Linked DNA regions of Homo sapiens: all the other regions are linked to region 1. A link is a loop called in an ENCODE intact Hi-C map of the cell type or tissue named here. Cell type or tissue: GM12878. All regions are shown on one strand.

Evidence for each region. Peaks named below come from ENCODE experiments on the same cell type or tissue, not always from the same donor. Only the 100,000 strongest peaks of a DNase experiment are listed, where the experiment ranks them.
Region 2: a loop joins it to region 1, with 8 times the contacts of the local background. A loop is called at or near these places in 13 of 110 quality-filtered maps.
Region 3: it touches region 1 in a loop (4-fold over the local background); 4 of 110 quality-filtered maps call a loop at or near these places.

The regions. Positions count from the first base shown.
Region 1 is chr4:115,847,770-115,855,769 of GRCh38, forward strand. No RefSeq gene overlaps it. Among named protein-coding and RNA genes, the nearest start is that of MIR1973, 450 kb to the right of the region's middle. In GM12878, a CTCF peak has its summit at 4,908 (motif pointing left); DNase peaks (open chromatin) are centred at 3,292 and 4,862; H3K27ac peaks cover 528 bases.
Region 2 is chr4:115,086,169-115,094,168 of GRCh38, forward strand. The region is part of intron 1 of NDST4 (N-deacetylase and N-sulfotransferase 4); the gene reads right to left. Among named protein-coding and RNA genes, the nearest start is that of NDST4, 23 kb to the right of the region's middle. In GM12878, a CTCF peak has its summit at 4,514 (motif pointing right); a DNase peak (open chromatin) is centred at 4,584.
Region 3 is chr4:115,533,098-115,541,097 of GRCh38, forward strand. No RefSeq gene overlaps it. Among named protein-coding and RNA genes, the nearest start is that of NDST4, 420 kb to the left of the region's middle. In GM12878, no CTCF peak of the experiment used is centred here; no DNase peak of the experiment used is centred here.

The DNA.
Region 1 (8,000 bases):
TAATACATATAAGTTATAAACATTTCTTTAATATGAAGATATACAATCTTCTACATTTTTATAATGCCCCTTTATTGTAAAATAATTTAAATATGCCAATAAAGAGAATATGCTAGTCTCCATATAAATATTTACAACTTTACTTAATGTATTAGTATAATGTTTTAAAACAGTTTAACCATTACAGTGTTTTGCATTAAATTATATGGTTAGTTATTCCATAGATTTTTTTGTGTGTGTCAGTAAAATTAACTAGGTTATATATGATAGAGACTTAATAGGTGTTATAGATTCCTGTACTACATCTTTGAAATGACATTAATTATAAAATACAAATTCAAAAAAATATAACAGCTAAAATAAATATTTTATTTCACTATGAATTCTAAGAAATAATTAAAAGATAAGAATGAATTAGAATTGGCTTGAAGCATAATACCACATCCCAGTATGTTTATAGACATGCTGTATACCATGCTTCATGTTTGCCATTTTTCCAAAAGTGGTAGATGTCAGTGCAGGAACAGACAACATTGGCAGCAAAAAAGTGATACTGCATACTAATGACTGTCCACTTTCACTCTCAACTTTGGCAGTACTTCAGAAAATAGAACACTTATTTACCATATGACTTAGCAATTGTATTACTAAATAGTTGAAAGAAAACATGTCTCCACAAAAGCTTTGACACGTGCACAGCAGTTTTATTAATGACAGCCCCAAATTGAAAACAATCTAAATACCTATTGACAGAATATTTGGACAAATAATTTGTGTTGTAATCATATACTAAATAAATTTCATCTTAAAAAGGAAATAAATACTAATGTTCACAACATAGAAGAACCCCAGAGGCATCATGCTAAGAGAAATAAACCTTATACAATTATTTAGTGTATGATTCTATTTATTCAAAACTCTAAAAATAAAATATATAGTCTATAGTGACAAAAAGATTGTTAGTTGAGTGTACTTAGAAGCAGAATGAGAGAAATGAACTAATCAGTAATAAAACAAAAATTTTTAGATTGATGGAAATATTCTATATGTTGTTTGTGTCACCAATAACATAGGTGTATAACTTTGCAAAACTCCTTAAATTGCATACTTAAACAAGAAAATTTTATTTAATTGGATGAACTGCAGAACAAAGTAGACAAATCTTAGAAATAAACTTGTGACTAAAACAGAGCAGGTAAATAGCCAGAAAACAGAACACAGGAAAATGTAATATAAAAAAACAGGAAAATAAATCAAGGTATAATAGGTAGATTCTGAAATTACAAAAGATATCTAAGAGAGAGAATTAAGAGATATACAGTATTTTTAAGTTACATATTATTATCCTACACTTTTATTGGCTAACCTATAGAATATACGATGTTTGCTTGGCTTATTAATTTACATCAAATTTACTCTTGTCTGAAAAATTGCTGGTGACAAATTCTATCAGATATTTTTCTTTATAGGTATATATCTTTACATTTGAATGATATTTATGATGAGTTTTGAAATCTGGATTGGTTTTCCTTTTGAAAACTTAATTGTGCCATTTTATTGTTTTCTATTTTTTATAATTCCTGTTAACTCATAAGTTGCTCCTTCTCAAGTCTTACCACCATTCCTTACCCCAGTTACTCAATGACTGTTTATAAACTTTTATTTTTGTCTCCAATTTTTAGCAGTTGTGTCTTCAGTTTGTTTCCATTCCGCTTGGTGTTGATAAAACTTCTTAAATATGTGGTTGGAAGATTTTAATTCATCATAAAATTCTCCATCATTATTTTTGAATTATGTTTTTGTCCCAATCTGTCTCCTCTCTTACTATAACTCTAAATAAATGTATCACAGTTGTCTAATGTTCCCTATGCTGGTTCTTATATTTTTATCTTTTTTCTCCTTTTCTCTGTACTTAAGTGTAAATATTTCTGTATTGAATTGTCTTCCAGTTTTATAAATCTCTATTCTGATGTATCTAATTCACTACTACACCCAGTTTTTAAATTCTTAATCTTAGTTATATTACATTGATTTTTTTTTAGAACTCCTACTTAACCTCTTTCATAGGATTTTAGGTCTCTACTAAAATTTTTCATCTTCTGTTATTTGCTGCTATGGTTCCATTCAAGTCCTACCTATGGTACTTTTTTCTTAATGCCTTTAAATAATGGTTTTGTATTAATGCATGTTATGCAAATTTTATAGTTGTTTTCTTTGGAAGACTTAGTCCAATACATGTAACTCCATCATGATTGGACATGAGTACATACATTTTAAGCCAATTTTAAAAATTTATAATTCAAAAGCATGTTTTACCATTGTTAAAAATACATGTATATTCGGTTATTAAGGCTGAGATGGCCTAAAGAGTAAAATAAAACTAGAGACTTTATCACTCACAAGCTTCCAATTAAACCCTAACTAGATATTTTCTACGCTAAGCAAACATGTTTTATTTATCTTGCTTCCATGAAAACCTTATAAAAGTCTGTCTCTTGCCACCTTCTTCCCCAGCAAAGTGCTAAACCACTTGCAGTCTGATGTTGCCCAATTTATGAATCACTGAATACTGAAATAAACTCCCCAAAATGTAAATATGTCTCAGTTTAACAACATTGTCCAAAAAATGAAAAAAAAATGGTTAAATATGTATGTGTGTGTGTGTGTGTATGTGTGCATGTTTGTGTGTGCATGCATGCATGTGAGGTCTCTACACTACAATGGGCAATGTTGTTAAATTCCATTTTTCAACTTTGGGAACAGATAGAAATTTCCTGAAGTTCATGCACTATTAAAGTGCTACTAAAGTCTAGGCTTGGTATTAGAATGCAAGTCTCAATATATTGCAGATATTAATAAAAATCAATGGAAGGTCCCCAAGATGACCAACGAGAAGCTGCTAGTGGCTCTCATAGAGAGGAACGAAAGGAGCGAGTCAATATAGAACCTTCAACAGCGAGTCAATATAGCACCTTCAATGGAAATTAGTCCCAATATAGTAGTCATTGGGACTAATCAAGGAAGCAATTCAACCCATGGAGAATGAAGAAAATCAGGATAACGACCCACTTGGGAGCAGCATGGAACCAGGGGAACCTCCCCCACCCAGAGAAGCAGTGAGTGAATGTGCAACTTCAGGAATCCATGCTTCTCCCATGGATCCTTGCAACCCTAGGATCAGGAGATCCCCTTGTGAACCCATTCCACCAGGGCTTTCAGTCTGACACACACAGCTACCTGCAGTCTCAGCAGAGCAGCTGCTCAGGCACACACACATACACAGAGACTGGGCAGCCTCAGACACTCAGTTTTTTGGGGATTTCCAGCAAAAGTACCTGCAAAATCTGGCAAAGTGGGAAGTTAGACCTCCATACATAACCCTACGAAAAGGGCTAAAACCAGGGGACTGAGCAGCGACAGTCTGCAGGCCCTGATTCCATGGCACCTCACAAGATAAAACCCACTGGTTTGAAATTCAGCCAGCCCCGAGTAGCATCATTGCACCTCCCTGAGATGGAGTTCCCTGGGGGAGGGGGTAAGCCACTGTATTTGCTGTTTGGCTGACTTAGCTGTCTCAGCCTTCAAACGTTGGAGAGTCTAAGCTGACCTGGGGCTAGAGTGGGCCCTATCCTAGCACAGCTGCTGTATGAAAAAGTCACCAGACTGCTTTTTAAAGCATGTTCCCAATCTTATTTCTCCTCCTGGGTGAAACCTCCCAAGTAGAGTCTCCAGCTACCCTCACCGGTGGTCTCTAGCCAACAGAGGTTTCAAACCACCCTGGGATGGAAGTCCCAGAGAAAGGGGCAGGCTGCTATCTTTGCTGTTTGGGGGACTTAGCCATTCTGGCCTTTGGGCATTGGAGTGTCCAAGGTGACCAGGGGCTGAAGTGAACCCTCAGCACAGCACAACTGCTCTATGAGAACACAGCTACAGTGCTTTTTAAAGCAGGTCCCTGATCCTGTTTCTCCTCACTGGGTGGGATCACCTAACCTGACCTAACTGGGTGGGGTCTTCAACCACCTTCGACAGGTGTGTTTAGTCTGGCAACAGGTTCATACCTTGCTGGGATGGAGCTCCCAAAAGGAGGGGCAGGCTGCCATTTTTACTATTTCAAAGTCTTCACTGTTGATATCTCTAGGTACTTGAAAATCTGAAGTGATTAGGGACTGGAGCAGGCCCCCAGCATACCACAGCAGCCCTGTGGAAAATTGGTCAGACTGTTATGTGGGTTCCTGTTCCTACATATTCTCACTGGGCAGGTCCTCCAGGCCTGGGCCTCCAGTCATTCCTTGTCAGAGCTATTGAGCCAGTAGCAGCTCTGCAGCTCCCAGGACAGAGCCCCTAGAGGCAACTAAAAGCTTCTCTGCCACTGCAATTGCAGTGGGACTGCATTTGCTACCCTCGGAGTAACAAAGCAGCAAAGACTCTAAGTGCTTTATCCATACCCCCAACTAGCTGCAGTGGACCCAAGGAGAGAAGGCCAGTCTGTCTCTAATGGGTCCTACCCCTCCCCCTGCCCACCATCCTGATCATCACTACACATGGAACTCCTGGCTTGGGCCCACACAGACCTTCTCTTCTGGACTGCACTGAGAAATTGCTGACTTGCATTTCTCTGAGGTAGAGCCCCCAAGAAACAAGCAAGAGACCATTGCCCACAACCACTACTAAGGTCCCTGCCTCTGCTGCCTCCAAGTTGAGAAGGAAACATAAACACTGAGATTGCCCCAGAGCTGCAATGGGCAGCCAAGGAGTGCCAAGCTGCGATATACAGCCAGAACTCAACGGGGAGGGCGGCTCACACTTTCAGAGCATTGAGCGAGAACCTGGCTGCAACTGTTAGAAAACATAAGAGAGCTCCACAGCCAAGCAAGAGTCTACCAACTGACTAATGTGCCTAAGCGCCACCTAGTGGATCAGACCCCAAAGCTTCTCAACACCAAAAATATCTCATTAATATACCCCCTTCTGAAACCAAAGACAAGAATTCAGCTTCAAATAAAGACCCTGCACAAAACCTTGGCCCTGTGAAAACATTCAGAAAAGAAGTATATTGTCTGTACTCAGTCTAAACTGCAGTTAAAGGAACACTCACATGAAGAGATGAGAAAGAACCAACACAAAACTTTGGTAACTCAAATGGCCATAGTGTCATATGTCCTCCAAATGACCATGCCAGTTCTCCAACAAGAGTTCTGAGCCAAGCTGAGCTGTCTGAAGTGACAGAAATAGAATTCAAACTATGAATTGGAGCAAAGATGATCAAGATTCAAGATAATGGCAAAACGTAATCCAAGGAAACTAAGAATCACAATGCAATAATACAGGAGTTAAAGGATGAAACAGCTGGTATAAAAAAGAACCTAGCATATCTGACAGAGTTGAATAACACAAGAATTTCACAATTCAAAAACAAGTATTAACAGCAAAATAAACCAAGCTGAGGAAAGAATACCAGAACTTGAAGACTGGCTCTCTGAAATATGACAGTCAGACAAAAACAAAGAAAAAAGAATGAAAATAAATGAACGAAATTTATTAAAAGTATGGGACTATGAAAAGAGGCCAAATAAACAAATAACTGGCATCCCTGAAAGGGTCGGGGAGGGTAGAAAGCACACAACTTGGAAAACATATTTTAGGATGTCGTCCATGAAAGATTTCCCAACCTTTCTAGAGATGCCAACAGTCAACTTTGGAAAATGTAGAGAACTTTTGCAAGATTCTACATAAGAAGTTCATCCACAAGACACATATTTGTCAGATGTTCCAAGGTTAAATGAAAGAAAGAATGTTAAAGGTAGCTAGAGAGAAAGGTCAGGTCACCTACAAGGGGAGCCGCATCAGGTTAACAGCAGATCTCTCTGCTGAAACCTCACAAGCTAGAAGCGAGAAGAGATCAGGGTTCTGCATTCAACATTCTTAAAAGAAAAAATCTTCAACAAAAAATTTTATATCCAGTCAAACTAAGCTTCCTAAGCAAAGGAGAAATAAGATCCTTTTCAGATAAGCAAATGTTGAGGGAGTTTGTTACCACCAGACCTGACTTAGAAGAGATTTTGAAAGGTGCACTAAATATGGAGAGGACAGACTGCTAATAGATGGTAAAGAAACACAGTTAAATACACAGACCAATGACACAATAAAGCAACCACACAAAGAAGCCAGCAAAATAACCAGCTAACAACACAATGACAGGATCAAATCCACACATATCAATACTAACCTTGAATGTATATGGGCTAAATGTACCACTTAAAAGGCACACAGTGGCAGCCTGGATAAAATGCAAGACCCAATGGTAAGCTGTCTTCCAGAGACCCATTTCACACATAATGACACCTATAGGCTAAAACTAAAGGGACGGAGAAAAATCCACCAAGCAAATGAAAACAGAAAAAAAGCAGAGGCTGCCATCCTAATTTCAGACAAAACAGATTTCAAATCAACAGAGATTAAAAAAAAAAAAGACAAAGGAAGGGAGATGCATAATGGTAAGGGAATAAATTCAACAGGAAGAACTAACTATCCTAAATATATATGTACTCAGCACGAAAGCACCCAGATTGATTAAAAAAGTTCTTACAGACCCACAAAGAGACATAGACTTCCATACAATAATGGTGGGAGACTTCAACACTCCACTGACAGACAGTATTAGATAGATCATTGAGACTGAAAATTAACAAAGATATTCTGGACCTGAACTCAACATTGAACCAAATGGATCTGATAGACCTCTCCAGAACTCTCAACCCAAAACTAACAAAATATATGTTCTTCTCATCGCAACATGACACATACTTTCAAATCGACCACATAATTGAACATAATACATTTCTCAGCAAATGCAAAAGAACCTAAATCATGCCAAACACACTCAGACCACAGCACAGTAAAAATAGAGGTCAAGACTAAGAAAATCATTCAAAACCATGCAATTACATGGAAATTAAACATCATACTCCTGAATGACTTTTGGTGAATAATAAAATTAAGGCAGAAATGAAGAAGTTATTTGAAACTAATGAGAATAAAGATACAACATGTAGAAGTTATTAGAAGCTAATGAGAACAAGGGATACAACAACAATCTTGTTCACAGCTAAGGGAACGTTAATAAGAAATTTTATGGCACTAAATGCCCACATCAAAAACTTAGAAAAATCTCCAATTAACAACTTAACATCACAACTGAAATAATTAGAGAAGCAAGAACAAATGAACTCCAAAGCTAGCAGAAGACAAGAAATAACCAAAATTAGAGCTGAACTGAAGGAAATCAACACACAAATACAATTCAAAAGATCAACAAATCTCAAGTTCGTTTTTTGAAAAACTTAATAAGATAGACTGCTAGCAGACAAAAAAAGAAGAAAAGAGAGAATATCCAAATAAACATAATTAGAAATACCAAAGAGAATGTTACTACCGACGCCAGAGAAATAAAAAATAATAATCAAAAACAAATAGAAATACCTCTTACACACAAACTAGAAGACCAAAATAGTAGAATAAGTTCCTGGAAACACAGCCTCCCAAGACTGAACCAGGAATAAATCAATAACCTGAACAGACCAATAATGAGCTCTGAAATTAAATCAGTAAAAGTCTACTAAAAAAAAAGAAAAAAAGAAGGAAAAAGCCCAGGACCTGATGGATTCAGAGATGAATTTTACCAGATGTACAAAGAAGAGCTGTTACCATTCTTACTAAAGCTACTCCAAAAAATTGAGAAGGAGAGATCCATTCCCAACTCATCCTATGAGGCCAGCATCATCCTGATACCACACCTGGCAGAGACACAACAGAAAAAAGAAAACTTCATGCCAATATCCTTGATGAACATCAGTGCAAAAATCATCAACAAAATACTTTCAAACTGAACCCTGCATCACATTAAAAAGCTAATCTACTACAATCAAGCAGGCTTCATCCCCAGAATGAAAGGTTGGTTCAACATACTCAGATCAATATATGTGATTCATCACATAAGTATA
Region 2 (8,000 bases), 760 kb before region 1:
GATTAAATAGTAGTTGAGACTATGAAATGGTTGATATCACATGGTTGGTCCCATGGAATTCCTTTCAGCTTCCAGGCCAAAAAATATTATGATATTATTTTCAGTAGCAACCACTGCTACATAAATCATAAATTTTTCAAAATAGAGGTACAAAGTAATGAGTAATTGTTATATTTAATCAAAATCGAGGTAGTATGCCCAGTTTATAATTTTCTGCAGAAATGATCTTTTCTATACCCATAAATAACCAGTTGATATCACCTAACTTCCATACACTTCATATATTCTTGATTTCAGTGACATAATATAAATTTATTTTAGTCCCCAAAGTGTGCATTTTTACCAGTACAAACTCCTAAAAGTGTCATTTCAAACATAATGATAACATTACTACCATAATATTATATTGTAACATAATATTATACTAGGTTCATAGCTCTGAGCTATCAGCTACATTCATACTTCAAAAGATTATGAAGTCAACTCAGTAAATAGAAGAGTAAATGTCAGGCGGTTTCTTTTATCACCATTTCCTGCAGAAATATGTATAGTGCCTATTCACCATTTTCTTAGTTCTTATTTTCTAAAGCAAAGAAAGGACATGATTTTTTAAAAATAAAGAGTCTAATTTATTAAAAGCAACTGCAAATTTCTATGCATTCATCTTGCTTATTAGAAAAACATGGGGATTTTGCAAATAAAGAAACTTTTATGTGGATATTTCTTCTGCTTTGCCATATAAGATTTAGATAGAGTAGTAGAAATGCTATCCGTGGCCAAGTTGAGAGGTCTGGTAATCACTGCTTGGAACTTTGTATTTATATTTATAGCTAAGATTTCATCACTGAATTTTACCCTTATACTACTAAAATAATAATCAAATGCCCAGAATGTGTGGACCAGAATTAAACAGGATTAAACAATTTTTGAATGCTTAGATCTGCCCCAGGGTTTCTGACATTCAGAAAGTTTCCTCAGGACCTTACTTAGGATGACTTTGGGATAAATCTGTGACTCTGTCTCATTTTGTATAGATTTGGAGGTAATATTTACAATGGGACATTTATAATCAAACTGAAACCAGACAGGCTATCTAAAATTCAGTTCAATCATGGATTTGCTCCTATTTTTCTCTTTTATGTAAGAAGCCAAGGCATTTATCTGACATCCATTCAGCAAATATATGTATTAACATTTATCAAGAGCCTATTTGCCAGGTACATCTGCAAATTCAAGTATTTCTCTTATTACCAGCAAAAACATCTAAATTATTTTGTTTTAATCTGTTCTCTGTTTCTTCCCTTTCCTATTTCCCCTTCTTCTCTAGAATTTTTTTCTTTTCTTATATTTTTCCTTGACAGTGGATGGTTTTAAAGTTACTGACTTAAGCTTATGCTAATGGAGTTCATGTGAAAAGTGTTGGCATTAATCTGCTAATCTATGTAACAATGTTGCGATTTCCTATCTTGATTTTTTTTCACTCCATATAAACAATTTATATGGAAGCTACAAAGGATGACTGAGGAAATATAATATCATATATAATATCATGATATGCTTTCCTGTTTAGATGTAATATTATTAGCCATTTTCATTCAAAAGTAAACTTTTTTTCTGTAACTTATCAGCAAGGATGATGTGAAAATGTTTTAGAAACTCAACTGCTTTTTTTCTTAACAAAATTTATGTATATTTTATACTTGAAAGTATTATAAATTTTGAAAACCCATAATATTAAAAATAAAATGAACATTAACAAATTCTTATTTCTTTCTATATTTTTCTGTATAATGTGTTTTTACAGTTTAAAATATAATTTTTATCTTATTTTTACACTTAGATTATGATAGTTATAATAAAAGGGGAAATGTGATTGAGACATCTTTGAAATATACATCATTATTTTATTTCTATTTCCCCAACTTATACTATTTTGATGATTTCAATAACTTTCTAAGCCACATGGTCCCTCTCCCTAGCTCCACAATCTTCTACTTTACAAAAAAAACAGAAAGTGAAGGTTGAACTGGCTCAAAATTATGCAGGGAGCCAAGCTGACTCCCTCCCACTAATGTTTCCCAAACTGAAAAATTCTCACTGTCCTTATCTGCCTCCTGATTCCATAGATAATGTATATCTCTTCTAAAGTTAATTTTTTTTTTTTTGCCTCCACCTATTTTCTAGAACTTCAGCCTCTCTCTTCTAGGGACTTTAAAAAACTGGTATAATGCTTTGTTAGTAATTGACCATAAACAGCATCTAAATGTTTCATCTGTAGACCATAAACACCTTCTAAATGTTTCATTTGTAATTATAATCTTCAGGTATCTGAATGGCTTCAGTCCCTACCACTTCCTCACCTTTCCTAGTTTCTGGGTTCTGTGTTTATTTTAGTTGGAGACTCCAGGTATCATTTTGTTAAGAAGTTTAGCTCATGCCCATGTTCATAACATTTTCTGTCACTCTCACCCCCACTCCCGCCCCCAATCCAAGCAACTGCCCTAATTTTTCTCTTTAGCTTCAGAGTCAAGCTTTTTGAGAGTTTACTCTTATAAATTGTTTCATCTTGTTATTCCTGCACTTTATGTGTTGAACCATTTACAGTTCTGGAATGACCCAGGTTATCTCTTTTATCTTTAAGTCTAATCAGTTCTTATTCATTTTTAGAAAGATTCAGCTTGGATAAAACTACCTCAAAAAAGTCACCCCTGGCATTACAGAAGTTAGTTTAGTGAGTGTGTCTGTCTCCACAATGCTGTCATAGTACAGCCTATAACACAGACATTTTAAATGAGTAATTATTCATGGATTTCCACCAAGGCAGGAACTGTGATTTATTTAGAATTGAATCTTCTGCATTTTGTAAACTTCCTGCTATTTAATGCACAAAACAATTATGCCAAAACAACAATAACCATATTTATGTCTTGAATATATTCACCTTCTTTCTCTACCCCAAGGTACAACTCAAATGATCTTTTCTCCAGACACTTGTTGGGAAAGGTGGTGGATGGAAGGAGTCTGAACTTCAGTTTCTTCATTTTCTAAATGAAGGATATAAAATGGTTTATATTTCTATTTCCATGTATACACTCATCAGGGAAGATTTGGAAGGATGCTCAACAAAATATTGATCGTCTCTGTTTTGTATTTTCTATATTATTTCATTTTTTTCAAGAATCATATACTAGCTGTATAAAAGCACAAAAATGTAGGATCTTTTAAATGGGTGAGTTTCATAACTGTAAGTTTGCTTCAAACTATAAAATTCTATAATCTTATGAATAACAAGCCTTTCCTATTCATGCCTGTCTCTGGTAGTCTTTCTTCCTCTAAATCTCTGAAGAATATATTGTCCTTATCTTTTTTATAATACCTTTGCATTTTTACATAACTGGTTTATGTGTCTTCCCCAGAAGACTGTGGGTACATTTTCAATAGCCTAATCTATATAAAAAGCTTCTCTTTTCACAATAAGCTACTTAGTTTATTTTCCTTCAAGCATAACCCAATACTAAATTAGACACACAGTAGATTAGTAACAATCTTGAGTAAGTCAGTTAAATTGACGTTCAATGTTATAATGTTTTAATAGTTTTTTATTGGAACAATGATCTCAGAATCAAGCCTAAAGTTTTGAAAATTGGAAAACCAATTGCACCAAATTATCTCTAAGTTTACTGATTATCAACCAGACCCCATTTGTAGTCACAGGATATGTAGGTCTGGAGAAATCTGGATTATATTAATATTGGTATATGTCCCCACAGAATTTATCTATTTATTTATATTAATTTTATTTTTATATTTTGGTAAGCACACAAAATTTGATCTACCATCTTCACCAACTTTAAGTGTAACATGCAGTATTATTGCAGTATTATTTAAAAGTCTCAGCTGATTATTTTTAAATACAATGATAAATATATCATTTCTACCTCAATCATTAATTTTTTATGTTATTTTTAGAAGACTTTTTCTAATGAATTTTTTACTACTCAATCCTTTCTCTTGTATTTCAGAGAAGGAAATATATATTTTTACTAGGCACAAAACACAGCTATAAAGGACCTATAAAGTACCTCTACCAATAGAATAACCTATTCTACAGAGTTATGTTCTTGACTTTAAAACATTTTTAAAAAATGATATTTACACCTAATTTTTATTTTTTAAAAATCCAAAATAATGATAGAAGATAATTTATTATAAGGAATGAATATTTCCTAAAGTTGTAAAATACTCAGCCAAAACTAAAGTGAAAAAGGATCTAATTAAATTACAGAAAGATAACATAATAAAATGAAATAATTTATTCTCAATCCAGTCACCTTTTTTTATAACAGGCCATAAAACAGATTTGTTAATTATATTTGATATTTTTTTCTAGAATTAGGAAATAATAACCTGTCTATCGGTATATCACGTTTATGTGAAAGGAGAAAATAAAAAATTTGATTTTTTTAATGGGTATTTCTGAACACTCTTTTGGTCTCCTAACTTTTTCAACACTAGAGGGCAATATACTCTTGCTTTTATTGCAAAAATAGGCCAACAGCACCTGTTCTCCATTGACAGGTTACTAAACTAAAGAAAGTGTTAACTAGATAAGTCCAGGGAGTATAGGTAACTGGGCTCTCAGGATGAGCATCGTGCTGTTGACATCAGCGAAAGATCAGTGACTCAATGTTAAAATACTAATTTTGCCACAATTACACACCAAATACATTTTAATCAATTCTCTTCTTCACATTGTAATGAACAGCCATTTTTATATTGCTTGTATGGTTCCCTGCTTCTGAAGTTTTATTTCTGTTTTTCAATATACATCTTTTTGTTACTGTTGTGCACAAAAGAAGAAAAAATAAAACATCACCTCTGTTTAATATTCTGCTAATTTTTGTGAACTTTTAAGGTCTAAATCTTTTTCTGAAAGGAAGAGAGGTACAATATCTACAATTCATATATATCTAAAACAAATTTTGATACATCTTGGTTTCAAATTAACATTTGTCCAGTATCATATTTATTTTATTTTAAGTATATACAATAATATGCATTTGTTTTGGCAAAATAAATTTGCTTTTTCATTTTATATTTCTCTGTTATGCAAACGTGTGTGTAATAATTTCATTTACAAGAAATGACAAAATTTCTAAATATTTGAATCTGCTCAAAGGATTAATCATTTATTTTTTAAGAATCCAAAATCAACATAAAATGAACAATATGAACAACTTATATACAAAAGACAAATGTGTACACCATGGTTTAGATTATTTCTCCATCTACTCTTCTTCTCAATTGTGAGGTAGAAAGAAAAAACACAAGAGCTATATTTGAAATAACTTAAAATTGTGGCTACAATTTCCACTTAGAATGGCATTATAATTTATTTGTAAATTAGGCTTTCTGGATACCAACTTCTATTGTTCATAGTTATATTTTAAAGTTGTCACATTATGTGGTTCCATTATAATTTATCATTTACATGAGAATTTGTGAAAATACATGTTCATATGCAGTTGTTTTGTAGCTAATTTGAAAGATAACGTATCATTAGGAGGTTGTGCTTGCAATGAAGTATACTCAGATTAATCATTCTGAGTAAAATGCACATATATATAATAGATTTTATTTTTATTCATGTTTTGAAATCCTTTCCAAAGTTGCTTTCCCTAAATAAGTGATTAAAATTTGTTAAAGTATTTTTTGGTACTAACAAACCTTTGGTAACTATCACTGAATTTGTCATAAATGAGTACTAAATAACACTATAATATAAGATGCAAACTATATAACTGGAATGCAAACATCGAGATGATTACATGTAATTCAAAAAATAGTCCTTAATTAGGTTTAGTAACATTACTCTACTGAAGTTATGGTTAAGGGCATGTAAACACACACACAAATATCAGAAAAGTCCAGTTTGAAAAGTAGCCATAGAGCAAATATTGCACGACCAGCCTGGGCAATACTGGGATCTGGGAGTTCTTCAAGTGCCACTGCTATTGGTGCCCTTAAACTATGGATGTAGGTGAAGACCCCCAACCTAAAAGGAATTTTTTTTCTGCACCCACTTATTCCCTCATTCACTAGCTTCTGATTCAAAGTCAGCCAGAGGTATTTCAGAATAGCTGCTTTCAGTAGGCATGCCCATGACTTGGCTGTGAGGGAGGCTGGAAAACAATTATTTGATATCTGTAAATGAGGGGGAAACTCATATAATCACGAATTTCTCAAACGTAAGAAGCATGTTCAAGTTGCTGGATATAAGTGAAGTTAAAAAATGATAAAATGTCAGTTAGTCTAAATGAACGTGAGTATAGAATACGGTAATAATAAAATCCTGAGGGATTAAAATCAAAACCAAATAATTGAAATAAATAAGAACAATAGTATAAAAGTACTAAGGGAATAAATGGAGTAAAATGTTCTAGAAATGCTGTATTTTCTGCAAAGGTCATAGTATCAGTTAACTTTGCATATTGGTAAGTTAAGGGTGTATATTGTAGTTTCTAGTGAAACCAATAAAGAATATACCTATCTATGCATATTCTTCAACATCAAAACTAGTAGTGGAGAAAAAATAAAATAAGAGAAAAATATTCAATTAAAAAAATTTAGTAGAAACCTACAGCACATAAGACTAGTAGAAAACACAAAATAAATAGGTCTGTTTAGGTTAGTAATCACGTTAAAAGTAAATTAACTAAATTATCTTTCAAAAACAAAAATTTGCAGATTGACTGAAAAAATCCAAGTATATGCTGTTTACAATGGATATAAAATAATGGGTGAAAGTAATCATGAAAAAGATATGCAGAAATTATTTTGTGATGATAGAAAGTTCAATTCACCAGGGAGACATTAAAATTTAAATGTGTATGCATCCAATATCGTGGCCTCAAATTTACAAAGCAAAAATAGTCAGAACTACAATAAAACATTTATAAATTCCCAATCACAGAGTAAGAATTCATACCATTTCTCAAGAATAATTTTATAATAAATTGGATAGAACATTAGAGCGGTGGCTCATGCCTGTAATCTCAGCATTTTGGGAGGCCAAGGTGGGCAGATCATGAGGTCAGGAGATCGAGACTATCCTGGCTAACACGGTGAAACCCCATCTCTACTAAAAATACAAAAAGTTAGCTGGGCGTGGTGGCGGGTGCCTGTAGTCCCAGCTACTCTAGAGGCTGAGGCAGGAGAATGGCGTGAATCCGGGAGGCAGAGCTTGTAGTGAGCTGAGATAGCGCCACTGCACTCCAGCCTGGGTGACAGAGCAAGACTCCGTCTCAAAAAATAAAAAAAAAATAAAGAAGACCTAAATAATATGACTAACAAATTTGGTCTAAAAGACATATGCAAAATATGATTCTCAAGACCTGTAAAATATTAGGGAATTTGGGAATATTTACAAAAATAAATCATTCCAAGCCCCAAATGGAGTCTCAACAAATTTTAAAGAGCTAAAAATCACATGGAGCATATGCACTATGACTGTAATGCCATGTACCCAGCAACTAATAACAAAATAACTAGAAAATGCTCCTGTATTTAAAATTTAAGAAACATAATTAAAAACAATTATAAATAAGATATGAGTAAAATACATTTAAGAGTTTTAGAAGCATGTACCTGAAAAAGTCTGAAAATTAATAAGCTAATAATGTAAGCGGTCATCTTAAAAAGCTAGAAAAAGCAATAAAACAATAAAAAGATGGTAGAAGGAAAGAAACAATAAAGATGAGCAGAACACATTCAGATATTCAGATAAGAAATACAATAGAGAGAAAAATAAAGCAAGAAGCTGATTTTTTTAAAACAGCTAATCAATTTGACAAACCTCTGCTGACATGAAGATAAAACAAGATAAAGCAAACATAACTGATGGAAATGAAAAAGAGAAAGTAAACTACATCTGCTTCAGATGTTAAAAAAATAAAAGAAAATTATTAATGAAGTTATTAAATATTTTAATCTTCAGTACA
Region 3 (8,000 bases), 310 kb before region 1:
TAAAGTTTGTAATCTTGATAACAATCACAATAACAATAATAATTTAAATATTGATATTTTATAAGTGAAAAATAAATTTACTAATTTTTTAGGATATACTAGTTAGCAGATCAGAATTTTGTTTAGCAAACATAGAAGAAGATTTTGCATTAGAATTTTTTTTTTTTTTTTGAGATGGAGTTTCACTCTTGTTGCCCAGGCTGGAGTACAATGGCACGATCTCCACTCACTGCAACCGATGCCTACCATGTTCAAGCAATTCTCCTGCCTCGGCCTCCTGAGTGGCTGGGATTACAGGTGTGTGCCACCACGCCTGGCTAATTTTTGGTTTTTAGTAGAGACATTTCACCATGTTGGCCAGGCTGGTCTCAAACTTCTGACCTCAGGTGATCCACCTACCTCAGCCTCCCAAAGTGCTGGGATTACAGGCGTGAACCACCCCACCCGGCCAGCTTTAGAGTTTAGAATTTGGTTCAATCCAATTGAATTGTGCATCTCTGCTCTTAAGTAAGGTTGGAGCTATATATGCAGATGTGATGCTTAAAACCTTGAATTCACTAAAATACCTAAACATTTCCTAGAAAATAATGAAAATAAACAAAAAAACAGCACCTTGTCTATTTCTTAGAGTTGTTGAGCAGAAGAGTCTGTATAGGTGACAGAAAGAGGACTTTAAAAAAATGTATAAAATGAATTTGAAGAGTGTGATAATATGTAAAGAAACTTATAATCAAGAGACATAAAAATAAAAAGTAGTCAAAAATTGAGAAGATATTTTAGCCTTTATGTCCTTACCCTTAGAGTAAGATATCTTTCATTATACCTATCTATGCTTCTCTATTTACCTATGTATATATACACATTCATATACTTTTTCAGTTGTATCATGTAAGTTCATATGGTCTTTCTGAAATAAAAAGCCAAAACCAAACAGTAGAACATAATAATTGACTTTATGCTGTTTTTCTCTGAATGACAATATACAGACATGACAAAATGTTGACTCATTTGTACCACAAATATGAGCAGAAATATAACAAATAATTTACATGTTAAACAATAAAGAGAAAAACTAATGGAATATACCTAATTATTTACAAATTTTAAAATAGCTAAAGTGTTTCATTTGTTCCACAACATTATTATAGTTCTTTTTAATTTTCACAATTATAGTGTGTTGTATTTTATTTTTAATTTGCATTTTTCTGATGATAATAATAATTATATTCCCATGTGCTTTTTGATCATTTATGTGTATGTGAAGTGTATGTATGAAGTGTGGAAATATTCTATGTGTATGAGAACTGTGCAAATATTTCATTCCTATTTAAAATCATGTTATTTTTCTTATGATTGACATGCAATAGTATAGGAAGGATAGATAGCAGAAGGATATGAGGAAGCTTTTAAGAAGATAGAAATGTTGTATAATTTCAATTGAATGCTTTATAAACAGTTTATCCTATGTAAATTATATATTAACAAATTTGGTAAAATACAAAAATTAGGTAAAACTTTAATCATTAAAATTGCAGCATTTAGGGCAATTGATACAGAAATAAAATATCTTTATAATAGTAACTAACATCTCATTTTAACCTGAACAAGACAATTATTTTAATACATAGTGAATGGAAAAAGAAAATAAGGCATCTATATTGTTGAGCAACTTTTTGAGTCTGACTTATAATCAATGGAATTGGTTATTATATCCGATTATTCAACTAAATAACTTAATGCACTTTTGTTTTTACTCTTCCCTTTAGTTTTGTCTATGGTATGAATAGGAAGTATCTTTGATTATTTGAACTCCCTTATTAAATTTAGAACAGTATTGAGAACTGGTATTCTAATATCTTGTTCATGAATCAGACCCATAAACAGGAATTTATATTTGAAAAGAGAATAGAGCAATATCTAACAGATCAAGATATTTTAGTAGTGTGCTTTATGAATATATTATTTGATATCACTCAATTCCGCTCATAAATTCTTTGTCTACTTCTTCTTATCATCTTTATGACTTTAGATTGTTTACATTCTCTCAGTTTCAGGTGTTTTTATCTGATAAATGGGATCAAACATTTATATTAATGCAACCGTTGTGAAGGTTGACATCAGTTCAATGATTTAAAATTTATTACATGTCTCTGTATCTAGGAAATACTCCATAAACTGGAATTTTTAACGTAATATGTTAGCATTTTGTTTGCATTAAATTCAGAACAAAACAAAAATATGGCAAACATCCAGCTAGCACCCAGGAATCTACCACCACCAACAAACATTGCAAGTTTAGAAAAGTAAGGTGAATCTTGCTTTGAAAAGAAGTTTACCTTTCATCAAAAATCTTCAACGCCTTTTCTGCTTTCTTAAAACTGAGGTACATCCACGACCAACTGAAATGTAGATGTTAAGAAATAAGCTTGAAAATTTTTACTTTATAGTAAAAAAATAATGTTAAAGGCAGAGGTTAGTAAGATTTTTATGAAACTATAAAGGATATTAAAATATTTTAAAATATTTGAGAGGCGTATAGGAAAGTGTATTCTAAACATTTACATGTGCACATGTGCAAACCTCCTGTAATTTATAATGTGGAAGAATAATGTGACAGTTTCAAGAAGCTTCCAAAACCAATTTAAATATTTATCTGAAATGAATCTAAATACCTCTTGAGATTAGCCTAATTCAGATTCTATTGTGTTATGGATAAAAATGAAGACACTATAAACTTGGCTTATAAGTAATATAATAATCAACTATAACCTTTGGTTTTCTATGTTATAGTAATAAAGATGTGTTGAATTTAGAATTTTCTAGAACAGAGAGAAAGATTGAGGAGGTGATAGTTTCCTTAGGTTAGAAATCACTATGTTTTTGCTGTAGAAATTGTTCTCAGGTTCTTTGTAGTTAGAATGTATGTAGTTCCTGTCATTTATCTACTCCTTTATTAACATCCATTTTTATTGAGGCAAAATAAAATAATTCTTTCTGAGATAAAACAATGAGAAAATTAGACTGTTTTCATTTTGGCTACTTCTGTAGGCCTTCGTTTTGCAAACAGTGACTAAGTAACTAATTGGGCACACATTATTTTCATTGCATAGAATAGCTATAATTTTATTTAGAAATGAAGTAGATTTTGTATCTTATTATAGCATATTCACCTGGTTTTTCAGTTTCAATTTTTTGTATTTGTGCCCCAAAGATAAATGTGCTATGGTTTTATAGCAGACACACATCAGTTACCACCCCAAAATATAAATATGTATGTCATATACATGTGTGTGGATAAAATTTAGTAACAGCGTTACTCATGTGGCATGTTAACTCATTATTAAGTATGACTTCTTTTACTAAATTTGCTCTTTTTTGCCTGATTTAGCAGAATAGTTTTGTTTTTTAAATCTCATATGCACTTTCATTGCCTAAATTGTATTTATTCAATATATTTTTTCCCTTTTCTGTTTTATAAAGAAGTGCTCAGATACACATATTTTCAAAACATTCTTTGTACCAATAGGGTAAAATATTTACTACTTGATATTTCTGGCAGTTTTATAAAAAAGTTAAAAATTGGTATATTTTTTGTACTGAATGATTCATCAGATAAATGTTTCCTTTTATGATTCCCAACTAAACCAAACTCCAAGGAGTTTTATTATTTGGAAATTTAAGACTAAGGAATCTTTAGAGGTAACTATCAAAAGAGAAAACTTTTTAAAAAATAACATTATTAATGCAAAATATGTTTGAATGTTTACTAATTGCCAGGAACTGTTTAAGCAATTTATGTGTATATCTTATTTAAATTCTAATGCAACTTTACCACCTTATCACAAAGTAAGCTTAACAAATTAAATTTAAACAGAGAAAGAGACACAGAGAGTAAGAGGTGGTAAGAGATTTATTTAAATTTCCCAATGTTACACAGCTACGAATATGGCAGAACAAGAACTCAAAATCACACATTTTGATACCGGAGCTTGAGCTCCCATTATTGAATTTACCTACTGCTCAAGATAAAAGCAAATGAAAAGGAATGATATATTATTGATAATACTAATGAAGCTTGGAAATTTTTTGCCCTTAATCTGACATTGGATCTATCTTTAAAGTTAGAAAACTAACTAAAATGGCCTAAGTTTCATGATGGAAATGTAAAACACATATCAGAAACATACTTTACTGGGAGAGAATATATGCTGTTTTCTCTTGTTATGAGAAACATCCACTTGATAATCTGTAAGCTTCCATTTTTAAGAAGCTCAGAAATGCATATAAATTTGTAAAATGAGCATAAACTGTTAGAATTATTACTGCTGTGTTATATCTGAACTCAAAAATAAGTATTCCTGGTCAGTGCCCCATACAACCTCAAAATGTACGTATTGTCTTTATCATTTTAATCGACTCTTCCAATGCTATTTTTCTGCCTTTAGAAATAGAATAAAGGAATGCACTTATTAATAAAGGGATTTTAAAGTTGAGTCTTTTGGTGCCACCTTCTGGCATAAATTATTGCATAAAGTATTTTAAATTATAAAAATGTCTAATGGTTAAATAAGTTAAATTAGATGGTTTTATGTCTAAGAAAAGACATTTCTACTTTAAGGTAATTTACTTGCACTGAAGTCAGTATAGAGAAGGAAGATTTGAAACTGATTTGAACCATACAAAGACAATTATTCAAAAACCAGTATAATTTTTCGTATGTAATAACTGTAAATAGAAAAAAGAAAAAAGAAGAAACCAATAGGAAATGGTAGTAACATTAAACAAACTTTATTAATCTATTAATTTTATTAACTAGATATTGGCAGGAACGTTAACAGTTTTTTTTTTTCCTGAGCAACTAAATACAGGACTCAATACCTTTAATTGTTATTTGAACCAATTGCATTTGATTCATGACTTTAGTTTTTACAAACTACTTCATACTCAGGTTATTTTGTTTCATTAGTATTTTATTTATTGCAAAGTTTAATATTGTGCTATTGTATTTACCACACATTGTGCTGATAAAAATAGAAAAACAGTTTCTAGAAGTAAAGGTGAGGTAAGAAAATTCTATATAATCATGATGACCTATTTTTTCAGTAATCCATTAAATATTGAAATATTTATTAACCTGTCAATCAAGCTCTAAGTTCACTGAGATTATATTTCAAAATTATTTAAAGTCTCCCTTTTTTCCTTCAGAAGAAGCAAAGTGTATAAATACATACACACACGTATATGAGTGAAACCTCTCAACTATATACATGCATATGTTCCTGACCTAATAAACCACGTTTTGCCAGAGTTGCCAGGGGTGATTTGAAAGTTGCTGAAATGTTAATTTGGTTGATACCGATTGAACAGAACTTAAATGTAGACTATGTTCTATTCCACTTTAAAGCAAGTAAAAAAAGTAAATTTTTGTGAATTACTTTGAAATTTAGTTTTCATGAACTCAACATACCCTGAAAATGAATTTTGACATACTACCTGAAAATGAATTTGACATATCACAATCACACAGTTTTTTTCAAAAATAAGCTATTTAAGTAAGGAAACACCTTATTATATTATTAGACTTTACCCTGACTTAACTTCTCTTAATTACTTAATTATATAAAACACTATCCAACTCTTTTGAATAATTTATGTAACAATATGCTACAAACATAAATGAATGGACATTTTAAAAAAGCATTTCACCAAGAGATTTCTGGAATTAACTTATTGTGTGACCTTGAGAAGTCCTTTAACTATTTTGAGGCTTTGTTTCTTCATCTATGAAATGAGAGGATTGGAGTCAATAACCCTTTCAATCTGATCAGCTCCTGATATTCTTTGAGCATATACTTCTGCTAGCTAGGGAAATATGAACGTAATGGGACACTGTATTGTATTAATTTCTTTGTTCTGGTGGCTGGAGGAGAATCTCAGGAAAAACACATAAGTAGAATGAACAAACTTTTTTTGTATTGTTTGGGCCTCATTTGTCTTAAGGTATATTAATGGACTTTATGTTTCAGAGTCTCAAAGAAGTTAATGGCACCCCTGAAGATTATCCTCAACCAAGCTTGTATATAGTAAAAGCCATTGGCTCATTGACAATAATTCATCAAAGTATAGAGGAGGAAAAGATGTATTGAGAAGTACTGATGCTTTGAGTTTAATGAAGTTCCCCAAGATGCAGAGAGATGAGATTTGAGAGTGCGGATGGGTTTCCTGATTGGCAGGGACCTGTTCAGTTGCAGTACCTGTGGTAGGTTAGTAAAATTTGTGTGTGTGTGTGTGTGTATACACTTGCACACAGGCATGCTTGCATGTTGGAAGAGGAGGAAGAGATTGAAATGCCACTAATGAGAATCTAGAGAAAGTAAAAATACTCCTGCTGAATGCTGATACAGAAGAGTAGAGCTGTTTATCTTTCAGTGCTTATGCAGACCATGGTCATTTGGGAGTACCAAAAGTAGCAACCATAAGTTCGCTATAGAAAAAAACAGAAGCCATGTCTTTGTTGTTAGCCTTCTACCTGAAGGGAAGATATTTTAATAAAGGCTTATTTTTTGAATTCCTTTACACTAGGTATTGGGGGCTCAGAATCAGATTTAAATTCAAGAAATCCCACACTTGTCCGTGAAATGTTTAGGTAAACGGGGCTTTGGACAGTGCTTCACATTGAACAGTGTTTTGTAGAACAATGACAATTTCTTTTATTCCTCTAACGGTAGGTTGATTTAATTATATCTGACTTCTGTCAAGATATTTTCTTTTCTGGTTTTCTGCAGTTTAAATATGATACACCTAGATGTAGAGGGTTTGGCATTAATTCTACTTTGTGTCCTCTGAGCTTCCTGGATCTGTAGTTTGATGTCTATAATTAATTGTTGATAATTATCATTATTATTCAAATAGATTTTTTGCTTCTTTTCCTTTCTGCTGCTGGTAATCTAATTATACATATGTTACACATTCATAATTGTTCTGTCTTCGATATTGTATTCTTTTTTTTCTTTCATTTCAGTTTGGGAAATAGAAACAGTTAAGTTTCTATTGACATGGCTTTTCTTGGCCATATTATGTCAACTGGTAAGTACATCAAAGGCATTCTTAGGTCCTGCTTCAGTGTTTGTGATTTCCAGCATTTGCTTTTGATTCTATCTTGGAGATTCCATCTTTCTGCTTATATTATCTATCTATTCTGGCATATTAATTGACTTTTCCATTTAGGCTTTTGACAGGAGTCAGGTTTTTTTTTTACCTATCTTGTCTGTTAATTATAATATCTGTGTCATATATGAGGTTAGTTATGATTAGTTCTTTGTCTTTTCAGAGGGTTTTTTTTTTTTTGCCTTTTGGCATTTAATAAAATGTTTTTTGAACACCAGACATGGCAAATGAGCAAATGGAAGCAGGGTAAATAGGTCTTTGTTATGAGAATTCATGTTAATCTGGATAGGATTTGTTCTGTAATAAATGTTTATTTTGGTTATAGGTATCGGAGGCTTCAACATCCTTCAGAATCCTTGTTTATGCCTTCACTCTTGACTTTTGGATTCCTTATATACACTTATAAAAGGTGGACTGTGTCTTGCAGCTATTTCAACTATAATCCACTGTTATTATAGAGGCAGCATTCTATAATTTTATGATTAAATCTGCGTCTGTTAGGGGGCCAGTTTCCCTGGGTTGTAACCTGCACAAGTGTTCCCTAGCCTTTTTTTTTTTTTCTGTAGGTGAGACAGAAAACGTAGAGAGTGCTGGAGTGTATTCCTGATGGGATAAAGCTATAGAATAATTTCAGAAGGTACCATGAACTTAGGTAAATATATGCCTGCGGTTGTAAAATATGATAGCTTTGGATCATCCTGAGGTTTTTATATCCACAGATTAATACCTTGTTTGCCATATATGGATCTGTAGTCATACTTATATTCATAACTGTACCTAAATATCCATGCATATATCCACATAGACACATATAAATAATGAATGCCATTGTT